5 separate regions of the Homo sapiens genome follow, and all the other regions are linked to region 3. Evidence: chromatin contacts called from ENCODE Hi-C or POLR2A ChIA-PET data. All regions are on one chromosome and are shown on one strand. The core of a region is the stretch at or near the end of the contact, and the rest is flanking DNA. Distances in the headings are between cores, read along the strand shown. Region 1 holds the start of SLC25A19 (solute carrier family 25 member 19). Region 2 holds the start of TSEN54 (tRNA splicing endonuclease subunit 54). Region 3 holds the start of UBALD2 (UBA like domain containing 2). Region 4 has its middle 16 kb from the start of LINC02080. Region 5 holds the start of GRB2 (growth factor receptor bound protein 2).

What was found. A loop is a pair of places that touch in the nucleus more often than their neighbours do. ChIA-PET counts read pairs that join two places held with the same protein, here RNA polymerase II (POLR2A). Pooled maps may share reads with other maps.
Region 1: a pooled map shows a loop between it and region 3 (5-fold over the local background). The contact joins the promoter of SLC25A19 here to the promoter of UBALD2 in region 3. A Hi-C loop is called at or near these places in 2 of 37 single-sample maps with no recorded cell type and 6 of 50 pooled maps. POLR2A ChIA-PET finds 5 or more read pairs at or near these places in 2 of 52 experiments (B cell and activated CD4-positive, alpha-beta T cell).
Region 2: a loop to region 3 is called in a pooled map, with 3 times the contacts of the local background. The contact joins the promoter of TSEN54 here to the promoter of UBALD2 in region 3. A Hi-C loop is called at or near these places in 6 of 50 pooled maps. POLR2A ChIA-PET finds 5 or more read pairs at or near these places in 2 of 52 experiments (Panc1 and naive thymus-derived CD8-positive, alpha-beta T cell).
Region 4: a loop to region 3 is called in a map of OCI-LY7, with 9 times the contacts of the local background. The contact joins the enhancer-like site here to the promoter of UBALD2 in region 3. A Hi-C loop is called at or near these places in 1 of 168 maps with a recorded cell type or tissue (OCI-LY7) and 1 of 50 pooled maps. POLR2A ChIA-PET finds 5 or more read pairs at or near these places in 2 of 52 experiments (HCT116 and OCI-LY7).
Region 5: a loop to region 3 is called in a pooled map, with 3 times the contacts of the local background. The contact joins the promoter of GRB2 here to the promoter of UBALD2 in region 3. A Hi-C loop is called at or near these places in 4 of 50 pooled maps. POLR2A ChIA-PET finds 5 or more read pairs at or near these places in 3 of 52 experiments (B cell, GM10248 and activated CD8-positive, alpha-beta memory T cell).

Annotation. Positions count from the first base shown.
Region 1 is chr17:75,288,048-75,290,999 of GRCh38, forward strand. SLC25A19 (solute carrier family 25 member 19) reads right to left here and starts at 1,386. Exons shown (of 8, transcript NM_001126121.2): 1 at 1,307-1,386; 2 at 455-544. RefSeq lists enhancers at 531-1,032, 1,465-1,664, 1,755-1,804, 1,845-1,894.
Region 2 is chr17:75,515,278-75,517,777 of GRCh38, forward strand. It overlaps TSEN54 (tRNA splicing endonuclease subunit 54), which reads left to right and starts at 1,251. Exons shown (of 11, transcript NM_207346.3): 1 at 1,251-1,339; 2 at 1,469-1,633; 3 at 1,732-1,795; 4 at 1,884-1,967; 5 at 2,280-2,378. The coding sequence starts at 1,284. It overlaps CASKIN2 (CASK interacting protein 2), which reads right to left and starts at 260. Exons shown (of 20, transcript NM_020753.5): 1 at 124-260. RefSeq lists silencers at 110-719, 1,110-1,489 and an enhancer at 1,031-1,325.
Region 3 is chr17:76,263,801-76,266,697 of GRCh38, forward strand. It overlaps UBALD2 (UBA like domain containing 2), which reads left to right and starts at 1,548. Exons shown (of 3, transcript NM_182565.4): 1 at 1,548-1,825; 2 at 2,107-2,169. The coding sequence starts at 1,706. It overlaps LOC105371896 (a long non-coding RNA gene), which reads right to left and starts at 1,281. Exons shown (of 6, transcript XR_007065913.1): 1 at 1-1,281. RefSeq lists enhancers at 951-1,000, 2,261-2,360 and silencers at 1,351-1,650, 1,951-2,090.
Region 4 is chr17:76,781,563-76,784,830 of GRCh38, forward strand. It overlaps a transcript of MFSD11 not described here. Among named protein-coding and RNA genes, the nearest start is that of LINC02080, 16 kb to the right of the region's middle. Within about 2 kb of position 1,707, at least 2 of the 41 ENCODE cell types and tissues checked have a DNase peak (open chromatin) inside an H3K27ac peak, as active enhancers do; they include OCI-LY7, where a contact is called at or near this core.
Region 5 is chr17:75,403,951-75,407,140 of GRCh38, forward strand. It overlaps GRB2 (growth factor receptor bound protein 2), which reads right to left and starts at 1,728. Exons shown (of 6, transcript NM_002086.5): 1 at 1,539-1,728. MIR3678 (microRNA 3678) reads left to right here and starts at 2,119; the gene lies at 2,119-2,212. RefSeq lists a silencer at 1,786-1,965.

The sequences.
Region 1 (2,952 bases), core at 136-2,635, 980 kb before region 3:
GAGGGAGAATCACGTGAGCCTGGGAGGCAGAGGTTGCAGTGAGCTGAAATCACGCCATTGCACTCCAGCCTGGGCTACAGAGTGAGACTCCGTCTCAAAAACAAAAAAACAAAACAAAACAAAAAAGAAAATGACGCTCCTGGGCTCCCCTGACTCAGACCTACTGACCTCTTCAGCCTCACTCTGGACCACTCTTCCCCTTCCCTCATTTAACCAGAGTGGTCTGACTGCTTCTGCCCAGTTCCTGGAAAACTCGGGGAGCACTCCTATCAATTGCCTTGCCTCTACTCCTCCAGTTCCCTACGTCTGAAATACAGCCCCACTCTCAGCCCCTACTCACTTTTTCAAGGCTAGCTCCTCTCATCCACCAGAGCTCAGCTAAAAAGCATCCCTTCCAGGAGATGTACTTTTTTCCTTTTTTGTAAAAACAAAAAACAAAAACAGTAATACCTACATACGGTCTGTAGAGTTGTACAAAGCATAGAAAGAAGTCTGTAACCACACACATCAACAGGTAGTTGGTAACTGATCACAGGGAGAAGGGCTGAGAAGGGAAAAAGGAAGGTAGACCTGTCGATAATTCTATACTGTTTGAATTTGTTATGGCAAAAAAAAAAAAAAAAAATCCCTAAAACTAGCCTTCAGAATTACCCTAGTTCTTGAATACTTGTAGTAGTGGGGGTGGGGGTGGGGGAGGAGGGGAGATACTACCTACAGGATGGCAGCCTCCACCCCAGACATCAATTCCTTTTCTCCTCTCACCCACCCTGGAACTCCTCCCCAGGCGCCCATGAGGAAGTTTAAACACGCGGCAAGCGACTGAGAGGCAAAACCTCTCCAGGGGTTACCCAGGGACCGCTCAGGTCACACTGAGCAGCGTGTTTCCCGCCCATCTGGGCAGAAAGGAGGAGCAAGCCCGAGTGGCAGGTGTCCTGGATCGCTGTCAGGAGACCGGAGCATACCAGGCTCTTCCTGGTGTTCGGGTGCCCATGTGCCCAAGGGCTCAGCTGAGCAAATCTGCAGAGGTCCCCGTGTGGGTACCTAGGTGTCCACGTGTGCCTCGGGGTGTGTTTTTTCTCCTTGAGTCCGAGGGGACGCCCTGGAGCTCAGGTGCTCAAGGGCGTGCGCGGGGCTCGGCCGCCGGTGTCCCTGGAGATGCTTCTCTGGTCTGGTGTGACACGTGTGTACACAGTCCCCGCCCTCTCGTGAGCGCCCGGGTGCGTGTGCTCCCTCCCGACCACCCTGAGGAGCGAGGGTGCTGGTCCCCGAGAGGGCGGCGAGAAGGACGGAGGTAGAGGTTACTCACACGGCTCGGCGGGTGCGGCCCGGCTCAGCGCTCTCCGCTCTCTCTAGCTCCTCGCGCAGTCTTAACAGCAAAACTCTACTGAGCTCGGACGAAACTGGCGGGCTCCTGGGCCAATCACCGTGCAGCTCCCCGCCAGACGCTGGACCAATGGTTGTGCGCTTGAGGTCTGGCAACCGCCTCCCGCAAGATATCACCGGGTAATGTAGTCCTTCGCGACCAAGGGCAGGACAGCTGGACGGCGCACAGCTTCCTGGGAGATGTAGTCCGGCTGCTCGCGGGCGCGCGAGTTCGACCGACGCGTTAGAAGGAGGTGCCTTGCGAAGCCGGGCTGCGACCTTAGGGGTCGCCGTGCTCTGGCGTGTGACTCGAAAGTCAGCCTGCAGGCGGGGTCCAAGGTTAGGGCGCGGTAGACTTGACCCGCTTTCCTCAAACTCTGTTAATGCCAGAACCCGGATAATCTCAACTTGGTAAAGATGGCAGGAAGCCTAGCAAAAAGCTGGAGGACGTCGGGAAGAGAATAGATGAGAACAGTCCCCTCGGGGACGGGGAAGGCAAAAACACGAGTGTCCCCCCCTCTCACCCCGAGTTTTAGTATTTCTCATTATAAAAGTAATATTAAAAGTATATAGACAGAAAATATAGAAAGGAAGGAGGAAATGACTCATCCTACCGCCCGCACACAACTAGCGTCACGGTTTTGCGCGACAGTATTGCCTCCTGACTTTTTAATTGCATTTTTATATTCGTGTTATCATTTTGACGCACAATTTTAAGACATTTTTATTGTAGAAAATTTCAAGATACACAGAAGTGGAATAACCCGATGAAGCCGCGTAGAGTCGCTCTCCGACCTCAGCAGTTACGCGACTCATGGGGCAATCTTGTTTCCTCTATTTCTGCACCTACCTCGCACGCGCTGCCCAGCGTTATTCTGAAGTAAATACCATCACGTGTTTTCACCAGTAAATATTTCAGTATGTGTCTTTAAAGGACAAGCATTCCCTTTTTAATACGTATACATTATGCTTCACACACACACAAAACTGTCACTCCGACCCCCCAAAAAAACTTTTAATATCAAATATGAATTAGTGTTTACACTTTTCTGAAAGAAAGAAATGTTCTTCTTTTTTTTTTTTTTTTTTTTTTTTTTTTTTTTTTTTTTTTTTTGAGACAGTTTTGCTCTTGTCGCCCAGGCTGGAGTGCAATGGTGCTATTTCAGCTCACTGCAACCTTTGCCTCTGGGGTTCACACGATTCTCCTGCCTCAGCCTCCCGAGTAGCTGGGATTACACGCGTGCACCACTATGCCCAGCTAATTTTTTGTATCTTTAGTAGAGATGGGGTTTTGCCATGTTGGTCAGTCTGGTCTCAAACTTTTTTTTTTTTTTTGAGACAAGAGTCTCACTCTGTCACCCAGGCTGGAATGCAGTGGCACGATCTCGGCTCGGTGCAACCTCCACCTCCCGGGTTCAGGTGATTCTCCTGCTTCAGCCTCCTGAGTAGCTGGGACTACAGGCCTGCACCACCATACCCAGCTAATTTTTGTAGTTTTAGTAGAAACGGGGTTTCACCATGTTGGCCAGGCTAGTTTTGAACTCCTGACCTCAAGTGATCCACCCAGCTCGGCCTCCCAAGGTTCTGGGA
Region 2 (2,500 bases), core at 1-2,500, 750 kb before region 3:
AAAAGGGGCGCGAGGAGGACGGAAGGAGCGGGGAGATGGAGGTGCCCGCCGACCCCGCAAGAAAAGTTAGTTTGCGCCCGCCCCCAGGGGCGCTGACCCCCAGCGCGGGCCCCGCAGCCTCACCTCTCCCGGCCGCCCGCCGGGGTCCGGCTGGCCCTGCTCGGTCCCTGGCACTCAGGACGGTGGCTCCCACTCCCCCCTGCCCCCCTTTCTCCTTCTCCTTTTCCAAGGCCGGCTCGGCGCCTCCCGCAGGAAATCCCGCCCCTCCCCCCTCCCTCCCGCCGGATCGGGAACGGAGGGACCGTCCCGGCCGCGCAGTCAGGCTGTCAGTCAGCACCGGCGGCTCCGCCCCCATCCGCGCCAGATCCCGCCCCAACTCGTGCCCGCCCGGACCGGGGGCGCTGACCGGATCAGCGCATGCGCCCAGGTGAAACGGAGGGGCGGGGGGCGCGGGGGCAGAGGTGACCTGGGGCTCTGGACTTAGACCCAAGGGCTAGACACCCCGGGTCTGACTGGTGGGAGAGAAGACGTAATGTGAAGGGGGTTGGCAACCAAGACGCGGGACCCCACTTGCAGTACCCCCCGTCTGCGGCCGGCGTCGCCCACCCGCAGCCGCCGGCCGGGCAATGGCACCACCTAGCGGACGGCACCAGTGCGGGGACCCCAGCCTCGAGGAGGCGCTCGTGCCGGGCGGAGGTGGCGCTTCAGCACCGTCGTGGGCCGGACAGCGCCTCCCGCCCCCGGCCCTCGAAACCTGGCTTCGGAGCCCAGCCGTAGGGACCGGACGGAAGACACCGAAGGAATGGCGAACCTCCCCGGACCGCTCCTGACAGTTCCCGGGTGGCCTTCGGCCTGCAAAGTCGGAATTTGCACACCCTCCGCTCGTCCTTCCCTGAGCCCTTCTGCCCTCCTTGCCCAGCCCGGGCGGTGGGGACTAAGCAGCGCGAGGCTGCAGAGGGGCGGTCACAAGTGTGACCATTCGCACTGCACTCCAGACGCCGGCTCCTCAGGCTTTACTGGAGAGAAGCCCCGAGGAGGGCTAGGGGCAAAAGAGGGGCCTTCTGCATCTCCAGCAACCTGCGGGCTGAGCTCCCAGACCCGGCGTCGGGGTGCGCTTCCGGGCGGGCGCTAGGACCGGGGACAATCAGGAGGGCGCAGAGCGGGCTGGGGCGGTGCAGGGGGCGGGGCTGCCGCGGCATTGCGGATCGGCGGGCACTAGGGCAGCGCGGAGCTCCGGCGGTGGGCGGGGCGTGGCGGCGCGCGCAGCGGCAGGCGGCGGCGGGATGGAGCCCGAGCCCGAGCCCGCGGCCGTGGAGGTTCCCGCGGGGCGCGTGCTCAGGTGCGGCGCGGCCCGGCCGGAGTGGGTGTCGGGGGCGCGGGGCCAGCGCGGGTAGGGAAACCGGCGCCCGGGACCCGGCCAGGCGGCCCCCGATGCGCGGCGCTGACCCCGCGTCCCCTTCTCCCCCAGCGCCCGGGAGCTCTTCGCCGCCCGCTCGCGGTCGCAGAAGCTGCCCCAGCGCTCGCATGGCCCCAAGGACTTTCTGCCCGACGGCTCGGCAGCTCAGGCCGAGCGGCTGCGCCGGTGCCGGGAAGAGCTCTGGCAGCTGCTGGCAGAGCAGCGCGTGGAGCGCCTGTGAGAGGGGCGGGCCCAGGGGTAAGGGAAGCGGGGGCGAGGCGGGCCGCGGGGTCTCCGGAATGGACTGACGCAGACCCCTCCCCACTCCTCGCCAGGGGCAGCTTGGTGGCTGCCGAGTGGAGGCCAGAAGAGGGCTTCGTGGAGTTGAAGTCTCCCGCGGTGAGCGGCGGGCTCGGGGACCGGGGACCGCCCTCCCTGCCCTCCCTGCCCTCCCTCCCTTGTGACACTTGCTCTGGGCCCCACACAGGGCAAATTCTGGCAGACCATGGGCTTCTCAGAGCAGGGCCGGCAGCGCCTTCACCCGGAAGAGGCCTTGTATCTTCTGGAGTGTGTAAGTGGGGCCCGGGAGGTGGGGAAGGAGTTGGGACCAAAGAACGGGAAGGACACGTTTTATCGGAGAAAAAGCACACACAACCCGGTCTTTAGAGAACTGATAACCAAACTTCTAAAGCAGGAGGTGGTACGTTGCAGGGAGCAGGGATTCCAGTCCACATTAGTGATGCTGCCCCACTTTCCTGGTTGGCCACATTCTTGATGCGCTGCTGAGAGGGGGAGGGGGAGGTATCAGAGCTGGGAAGTTGCCCCATTCCTCTGTGGCACTGTAGTGAGGGCTCATAAGCTGAGCTGTTGGCCCCACTTCCAGGGCTCCATCCACCTCTTCCACCAAGACCTGCCACTGTCTATCCAGGAAGCTTACCAGCTGCTGCTGACCGACCACACTGTGACCTTCCTGCAGTACCAGGTATCTGCCACCACCCCGCCTCCGGGAGCCACCCATCCACTGAATCAATGAGTATTGACAAGTACCCATAAGGTGCCAGGCACAGTGTCACATGCTGGGGCTGCAGGGCAGACGAGGGCTAT
Region 3 (2,897 bases), core at 298-2,797:
AGCACATACAAACAAATTTGGGGCCAGGCATGGTGGCTCACACCTGTAATCCCTGTGCTTTGGGAGGCTGAGGCAGGAGGATCACTTTAGTCCAGGAGTTCAAGACCAGCCTGGGCAACAATAGTGAGATCTCATCTCTACCAAAAATTCAAAAATTAGTCAGGCATGGTGGTGTGTGCCTGTAGTCCCAGCTACTCGAGAGGCTGAGGCAAGAGGATCGCTCGAAGTTACAGTGAGCCATGATCATGTCACTCTAGCCCTATCTAACAACCACCACCACCAAATTTTGGACTTTAAAGGGCTACCACTGAGAAACAGTATCTCTGTAGAAACACTCACTGTTTGTTATTGTTTGTTTTTATTTGGTAGAGATGGAGTCTGTGCTATGTTGCCCAAGCTGGTGTTGAACTCCCGGCCTCAAGTTATCCTCCTGTCTCGGCCTCCCAAAGTGCTGGGATTATAGGTGTAAGCCATCCCAACCCCAGACTCCACCCCTACTGCCACCCGTTGTTTTTTTAAAAGATGGTAGAAATTAAAGCTTCATCTTAGCTTTCGTGACAAGCAAGAGAAAAAAAAAAAAAGAAAATTAAAGCTTCAGTTAGGTCAACCGATTTAACAAGAAAAAATTCTTGACTTGGCATTTTGGCCACTGAGAAAGTCTCACTTTTTTCCTTGCATATTTCCTTGCATATCGTATTTATTGTACATAAATCTTGGCTTCCATCTTCAGAGAGCAAAGTCTTTGGTCTAAAAACTGAGAAAATACTGCTCGATCCTTGCGGTGGGTAGTGATTAGAAGAGGGCAGGACGCGGGTTCCTAGGGTGCAAGTAACGTTCTGTTAATTGATCTGGGTGTTCACTTGGTGAAAAGTCTGGAAGCTGTACCTGCGACATCGCACTTTCCTAATGTACGTTATATTTCAATAAAAGATTTTTTTAAATTGGACTGCTTGAAAGTTATTTTTAAAAATTACATGCTTTTGAGACTTGAGCAGCTGCAAAGGCTCTGTTTTCTATTTTGATCATTCTGTTTCTCGAGATGACCACATCTTTCAGAGGAAATGAGTCAAAGCCACTCTGTCTTGCTTTTCCAGCTGAGCATGTTCTGTTTCAATGAAGTAATGAATGAACTTGGCCGCACCACCCCCAAGCCTACAACAGCAAACAGAGGGCCCTCGGCCAATCAGCAGGCACTCCGGGTTTTCAAGTTGAGTTCAAACAGGACCACCGGAGGCCAATCAGAGTGCGCGGCCCCGCCCCGAACGCCCGGCCGTGACCAACCACGAGGCCGGATGAGCCAAAACACAGCGGCCGGCCAATGCTGGGGAGCCCCACGGCGCCGAGCTCCGCCAATGGGCGCGGCCGGGCGAAAAGAGAAACAGTGAGGGCCCCACAGGCCGCAGGATTCGAATCGAACGTCCTTACGGGAGCCGGGCGCTGGCGGAGCGGCGCCCCGGCCAATCAGCGGCAGTCCCCGAACGTTGGGCCGGCCCAGCCCCGCCCCGCGCTGTTGTTTGTGGTGTCGGCCGGGCCGCGGGAGTCGAACCACAACATTCGCCGGGCGGGCGGCGGCGGAGCGGGCGGCGGAGCGGCGGCAGCAGCGGTGAGCGCGAGCCCCGGAGCCCCGGGCGGCCGGCCTCCCGCGCCCGCGCAGCCCCGCGTCTGCGTCCGGCCGGAGACGCCGGGCCCCGCGCCGCGCCGCGCCATGTCGGTGAACATGGACGAGCTGCGGCACCAGGTCATGATCAACCAGTTCGTGCTGGCCGCGGGCTGCGCGGCCGACCAGGCGAAGCAGTTGCTGCAGGCGGCCCACTGGCAGTTCGAGGTGCGAGCCTGGCCGCCGCGGGGCCGGGCCGCGGGGGTCGGGGACGCCGGGCGGCGGCGGGGGCGGGGAGCGCTCCTGTTGTCGGCCCGGAAGGCGATCGGCGCCCGCGAGCGGGTCTTACGCGGGACCGGGGCCGGGACCGGCTCCCCTCTGCACGTGGGGCAGCCGAGGGTCGGGGGCCGCGGGCCGGGCGCGGAGGCGGGGAGAGCCGGTGGGGGGCCCAGCCGCTGCGTTTCCTGACTCCGCCTGGCCCGCCGTGTCACTGCCCTGTTTGTCCGCAGACCGCGCTGAGCACGTTCTTCCAAGAAACCAACATTCCCAACAGCCACCACCACCACCAGATGGTAAGCGGCGGCGGGCAGGGGCGCGGGCCGGGGCCGCTGTCAGCGCGGCGGTGACAGCCATGTTGCCGGGGAGCGCCGCGCCGCGAATGTAAACAAAGAGCCAAAATGTCTTCCAGGAAAGAGCGGCTCCCGGGCCGGCGCTGGCGCCTCCAACTTTGAGGCCCGCCTCCCGGGCTGCTGCTGCTTGGCCTCGGGACTGGTGCCCGGCACTGGTCCCTGGGGGGAAGCGGCGCCAAAGTTGGGGGGAGGGGGAGAGGGCCGGGGGCCTGGCGAGGGGCTCAGGAGCTGGGGGACCCCAGAGCCAGGGGATGGGGAGGGGGAGAGGGTGATGCCCGGACGTCTGGGGCACTGGGAAGCCCGCGCGAAGGGCCCAGGGAGGGCGATGGGGGTGCTTGTGTTTATGGGGACCCCCTCGTGCTGTTGAGTGGTTTCCCCCCTCCCCCTCCACACACACACACACCCAGCGCTACAGGGAACAGGAAAGGCATGAATCCACCCTGGCTCAGGAAGCCGGGCTCTACCCACAAAGATCTGTTCAACCTTCCGAAGCCCAAGGGGACTGGGAAGTTGGAAGGACATACATCCCCCAAGCCAGGAGGACACACAGATTTTGACCCAAGATAAGGCCAGGAATGTGTCTTTAATCTCTGTGTTGAGCTCCACCAGCCCAGCACACAGAGAAGTGGTCCGGGGTCTGGATTTGCTTTCTTTTTCATTCTAGCCCAGGC
Region 4 (3,268 bases), core at 457-2,956, 520 kb after region 3:
TCTCCAGGCCCTTGCTCTGTTTGCTCATAATGGATCTGTACAACCCTGCTGGCAGAAGGAGGTGAAGCCACCTCTGTTAATGACACTGAGAATTTTAATCTGAGGAAGCCATGGCATCTTGTCACCCCTAGGATTCCTGGTGATTATTGTCAAAAGGGAAAGGAAATGAAGTGAAGTGCTGTGTGCAGTATGGCAGGAACCCAGCTTTTCCTAGGCTGCCTCCTACTGGCTTTGTGCTATGGTATTCATTTTCAGTTTCGTACTCACTTTTTTGTTAGAGACAGGGTCTTGCTTTGTTGCCCAGGCTGGATCACAGTGGCACAGTCATGGCTCACTGCAGCTTTGACGTCTTGGGCTCAAGCAATATTCCGGCCTCAGTCTCCCAAGTAGCTAGGACCACAGGCATGTACCACCATGCCTGGATAATTTTTTTTTTTTTTTTGTAAAGGCAGTGTCTTATCTTGCCCAGGCTAGCCTTGAACTCCTGGACTCCAGTGATCCTCCTGCCTCGGCCTTCCAAAATGCTGGGATTACAGGAATGAGCTACTATGCTTTTTTTTCTCCCCCGCCCCCGGCCCCTGTGGGGAGTTTGTTGCGCTTTTATTCAGTTCTTTTTTATTTTTATTTTTTGAGATGGAATTTCACTCTTGTTGCCCAGGCTGGAGTGCAATGGCGCGATCTCGGCTCACTGCAACCTCTGCCTCCTGGGTTCAAGCGATTCTCCTGCCTCAGCTTCCCAAGTAGCTGGGATTACAGGCATGTGCCACCATGCCCAGCTAATTTTGTATTTATAATAGAGACAGGGTTTCCTCATGTTGGTCAGGCTGGTCTTGAACTCCCAACCTCAAGTGATCCACCCGTCTCAGCCTCCCAAAGTGCTGGGATTACAGGCGTGAGCCACCGCGCCCAGGCTTTTTTTTTTTTTTTTTTTTTTGAGACAGAGTCTTGCTCTGTCACCCAGGCTATAATGCAGTGGCGCAATCTCGGCTCACTGCAACCTCCACATCCCGGGTTCAAGCAGTTCTCCTGCCTCAGCCTCCCGAGTAGCTGGGACTACAGGTGCACACCACCATGCCCGGCTAATTTTTGTATTTTTTAGTAGAGATGGGGCTTCACCATGTTGGCCAGGCTGGTCTCGAACTCTTGACCTCATGATCCACCCACCTCAGCTTCCCAAAGTGCCGGGATTACAGGCTTGAGCCCACCACGCGGGGCTGCTTTTATTCAGTTCTTGTGTCTATAGTTTTGATCTTGGTTGACTCTTTAGATGACTGGATAACATTAAGGTCATCTTTTAAATTCTTTGCATTACTTGAGTTAAAGATGAAATGTGGGGCCAGGCACGGTGGCTCACGCCTATAATCATAGCACTTTGGGAGGCCAAGGCAGGCAGATCACAAGGTCAAGAGTTCGAGACCAGCCTGGCCAATATGGTGAAACCCCATCTCTACTAAGAATACAAAAATTAGCCAAGTGTGGTGGCAGGAGCCTGTAATCCCAGCTACTCAGGAAGTTGAGGCAGGAGAATTGCTTGAACCCGGGAGGCAGAGGTTGCAGTGAGCCAAGATCACGCCACTGCACTCCAGCTCCAAAAAAAAAAAAAAAGAAATGTGACAATGAAATAAATAGTTTAATTTTTATGCTTGTCTTATATATGCTGTTCAAAACTTTTGTCTTCATACTTGTAGCTAAGTAAATGCTGTAGCTGGGTCTCCCATGGGTGTTTGTTTGTGTGTGTGGATGTCCCGCTCTTTTATTGCAAGTTTCATATTGTCTATATTTAGATTTGGCTTAGACCTTGAGCAACGTTTATTGAACCACAGGTGTTTTTCTCTGTGAGTATGAAAACATTCTCCCCTCCCCTCCCGAGTTTTCCCATACCCCAACTTGAACGCCTTTAAACCAGGGCTTCGGCTGCCCACACAGGATTTCTTTCCTCTAGGAGTTTTTGTTGGTTGGTTGGTTTGTTGTTTGTTGACTTATAGTAAGTCCCTTGGGGGTCTTTTGTTTTTTGAGACGGAGTTTTGCTCTTGATGCCCAGGCTGGAGTGCAATGGCACAGTCTTGGCTCACTGCAACCTCTGCCTCCCAGGTACAAGCGGTTCTCCTGCCTCAGCCTCCCGAGTAGCTGGGATTACAGATGCCTGCCACCACGCCCAGCCTATTTATTTTTTGTATTTTTAGTAGAGACGGGATTTCACCATGTTGGCCAGACTGGTCTCGAACTCCTGAGCTCAGGTGATCTGCCTGCCTTGGCCTCCCAAAATGCTGGGATTACAGGCATGAGCCCCCACTCCTGACCCCCTTGGGAGTTTTTAAGTTCTCCAAGTACAAATAAGTCCCCATTAATAGTCATTTTTTTTGGATCTTCACACCCATTGGGATGGCTGCTACCCAGAAAAAAAAAAAAAGAAAAAAGGAAGGTGTTGGCAAGGATGTGGAGAAATTGAAACCCTTGTGCACTGTGTGTGGAAATGTACAATGGTGAAGCTGCTGGGAAAACAGTATGGCAGTTCCTCAAAAACTAGAAATACCATGTGATCCAATAATTTCACTTGTGGGTATATACATAAAAGAGTTAAAAGCAGACTTGAAGCAATATTTGTACACCCATATTCATAGCTGCATTATTCACAATAGCCAAAAAGTCAAAACAACTCAAGTTATTCATCCATAGAAGAATGGATAAACAGGCCAGGCACAGTGGCTCAAGCCTGTAATCCCAGCACTTTGGGAGGCTGAGGCAGGCAGATCATGAGGTCAAGAGATCGAGACCATCCTGGCCAACACAGTGAAACCCCATCTCTACTAAAAGTACAAAAATTAGCTGGGCATGGTGGCGCTGCCTGTAGTCCCAGCTACTTGGGAGGCTGAGGCAGGAGAATCGCTTGAACCTGGGAGGCAGAGGTTGCAGTGAGCTGAGATCGTGCCACTGCACTCCAGCCTGGCGACAGAGTGAGACTCCATCTCAAAAAAAAAAGAATGGATAAACAAAATGTGGTTTCTCCATACGATGGAATGGCATTCAGCATTAAAAGACAGTTATCCTCAGGCCGGGTATGGTGGCTCACACCTGTAATTCCAGCACTTTGGGAGGCTGAGGTGGGTGGATCACTTGAGGTCAGGAGTTCGAGACCAGCCTGGCTGGCCAACATGGTATAACCCTGTCTCTACTAAAAATACAAAAATTAGTTGGGTATGGTGGCATGTGCCTGTAATCCTAGCTAATCAGGAGGCTAACGCAGGATAATCGCTGGAACCCAGGAGAC
Region 5 (3,190 bases), core at 478-2,977, 860 kb before region 3:
TAAAAATACAAAATTCGCTGGACATGGTGGTGGGCGCCTGTGATCCCAGCTACTCGGGAGGCTGAGGCAGGAGAATCGCTTGAACCCAGGAGGCAGAGTTGCAGTGAGCCCATATAGCACCATTGCACTCCAGCCTGGGCAAAAAGAGCAAAACTCTGCCTAAAAAAAAAAAGTCACTGAGCTGACCCAATCTTCCTATTATAAAGACATACTAGAAGAAAACATAAGCAGGCACAGAAGCATAATCTTAAAAGAAAAAGAGTAAAAGACAAAAATAATACAAGCAAACCACACTTGCGACCTAGTGGCAGGACTGATTTCTTAGGGATGAATTCAATCTTTTGAGCCTCCCCGTTCTCAGAGAGGGGACTTCAGCCTCCCACGGCTCTCTAGCAACCCTTCTGGCTGACTGCAGGGAACGCAGGGGACGCGCAAAAGTAAAGGAACGAAAGCAAGGAAAGAGAGTCTCTTCCCGAGGAAAAAGACGGAATCTTGAAATGAGAGAAAACGAACAGCACGAAAGGGAAGAAACCTCGAAAAATTACGCCAGAGTGGGGACTACAAGGAGGAAGGGGAAGTACATTAGAAAAAAAGGGGGGGGTGGGGGGAGGAAGGGGCAAATGACTTGCATTACACAAGCATTTCGTGTCCCTAGTGGAAAGGACAGAAGCAGATAGAGAAGGAAGGAAATAACTGGAGAAAGAGGAGTAAGAAAGCCAAAATAGACTAATGCTAATTTCTCTCATGTGTCTGACATTTCGGAAAGTCAACAGCATCAAAAAGAGACAGACCTCAAGTGCACTTCAGTCCCCTGCAAACTGCACTTTCACAGCGTTTGAAGCCAGCCTTGAAAAACTTTCTAAACAAGCCATAACTCATGTGTGGCTTACAATCATAGAGAGGGCGCGCTGCAAATGAAAATTACCAGCGCCCGCTCTCGCCGCAATCCTTCCTCGGTGCAGTCCAACCTGCTACTGCTGAATTTTTCTTGACAAATATTTTTCAAATAGTTTTTTTTTTTAAGTGTCAGAATAAAGGTATCTCCCCCGGCTCCAGCAGCAAACGTTCCACCCCAAAGTGGATTCCCGCACAAAATTAAGCCCAAAGACGCCAGGAGATGGTGACGTGGTTGCCGTGCAGGTCGAAGGCACATCAATCACCACAGCTGCAGCCCACACCAGTCCCCCGCCGCCAGGCTCGGGTAGACTGACTCGGTCGGCGTTCGGCCCGCCTGGGCTTCCCGGGCCCCTTCCGTGCAAACCCTCCCGATGAAGGCAGGGGACCTCGCCAGAGAACCCCGACCTCTTCCCCCGGACTGCCCAGAGCCAAGAGCCGGAGGAGGACGGTCCCCAGGAAGGAAGCGCCCCAAAAGGGGAAACGTAGAGTCCGGAGCCCCGGGGATTGCGCTCCACGTCCCAAGCCTCGCCGCCCCGACGCGAACCCCGGGGCCGGTCCCGGTTCCCCCGGGGCCCACTCCCGCTGTAGAGCCAAGAGGAAAAGGCACGAGAGAGGCGCCGAGCGCAGCCTCCCGTACTCACCGTGGCGCAGCTGCTCCGCTCAGCGTCCGGCCCGCCCCTCCACAACGCTGCGAGCGGCCGGCGACCCCAAGGCTGCTCTGCGAGGGCAGCGCTTGCTCCCGCCGCCGTCACCGCCACAGGCACAGACTCTGCCACAGCCGCCGCCGCCGCTGCCGCCGCCCGGTCGCCGAAGCAGCAATACCTCCTGGCTTCCGCTCCCCGTCGGTGTCCCGCGAGAACTTCTCCACGAGGCCCCGCCCCGCCCCCGCGAGACTTCCCCCGGCGGAAAAGGCCCAGAGCGCAAGCGCTCCTCCTCAGCCGGGCCCCTGCGGGTAGGGAACCAGCTAGGTGTCAGGGCGCATGCGCCAGACCTCCCCGCAGCAGGTGGCCTCCGCACGGCTCCGCCCCCGGGTCGCCGTAACCCTCTCGGTGCCAGAGCGGGTAAATGACAGCTTAGCCCTGAAGGACTCTTCCCCCGTCTAATCACTTTATTTTCCTCTTCTACCAAACCTAGGCAGTTGGATGGGTAGGGGCTTGGGGGAGGAAGAGATCTTCCAGAATGAAGCACTCCAAATAGAGGACCAGGTCTTAAAATATTTGAGAATCCGGTCCGTACAAACTCTGCTGTGTTGAATGATTGGTGAGTTTGTTTGCTCATTGATTGAATCACTGCAGAGTTTGTACGGACCGGATTCTCCAATATAGGCCGAACACTGTGCTGGGGATAGAACAGAAATCTTGGCCCTTAAGGAATTCACGGTCTAGGAAGTAGAAGAAAAATAAACAAATAATGCCATAAGTACTGTTATAATTATTTGGAGTTTGCTGAGGAAGCTAAAAAAATGGAGGGGGTACTGCTACACTGCCCATTGCAGAAGAGCCTTCACAGATGTGATGCGGCGATGTCTGATCTGAGTCTTGGAGGATGAGTAGGAATTTGCCAGGCAGAGAAGCCAGAGTAAGGGCATTTCAGGGAAAGGGAATGGCACGTAAGTACAGAGGCTAAGTACAGAGGAACGGAGGCGTGAGAGAGAAAGTCGTGTTCTGTGCAGTGCTAAGTAGTTCAATTCCTGTATGAGGCCGGTGAGTACGGGGGAGTGGCAGAAGATGAGGCTTGGAGAAATAATTCTTATTTTTCAGTTCCCAAAGCTCTTCCAATTAAAGGATAGAACACAACACACCTAGCGTTACTGTGCCTTCTGGAAGCCAACAAAATAGCGCTGAGGTGAGAATAACCAAGCATCTGATTCTATAGAGAAAAGAAGCCCATTGAAACACAGAAAATGAATTGTGCTTTCACCAAGTATTTATTGAGCATCACCTGTGTGCAAGGGGCTCTGCAGGGTCAAAGACCAACCAGATGAAGCCCCTGCTTTCAGTGCTTTGTAATCTAGAGTTGCCTAATCTGTAAGACAAGCAGTTGGCCCCAAGTGCCACTGAACTACACATAGGGATGGCTGAGGAGGGAGCCAGTACTTGGTGCTGAGCTAATCAAGAAGGATTTGGTTTGAACGGCAAAGTGAAAGCAGGGAGGAAAGAGGAAAGAGTAATGGAATCAGCCTTTTGTTTTTTTTTTTTTTTTTTTTTTTTGAGACGGAGTTTTGCTCTTGTTGCCCAGGCTGGAGTGCAATGGTGCGCGATCTTGGCTCACCGCAAGCTCCGCCTCCCGGGTT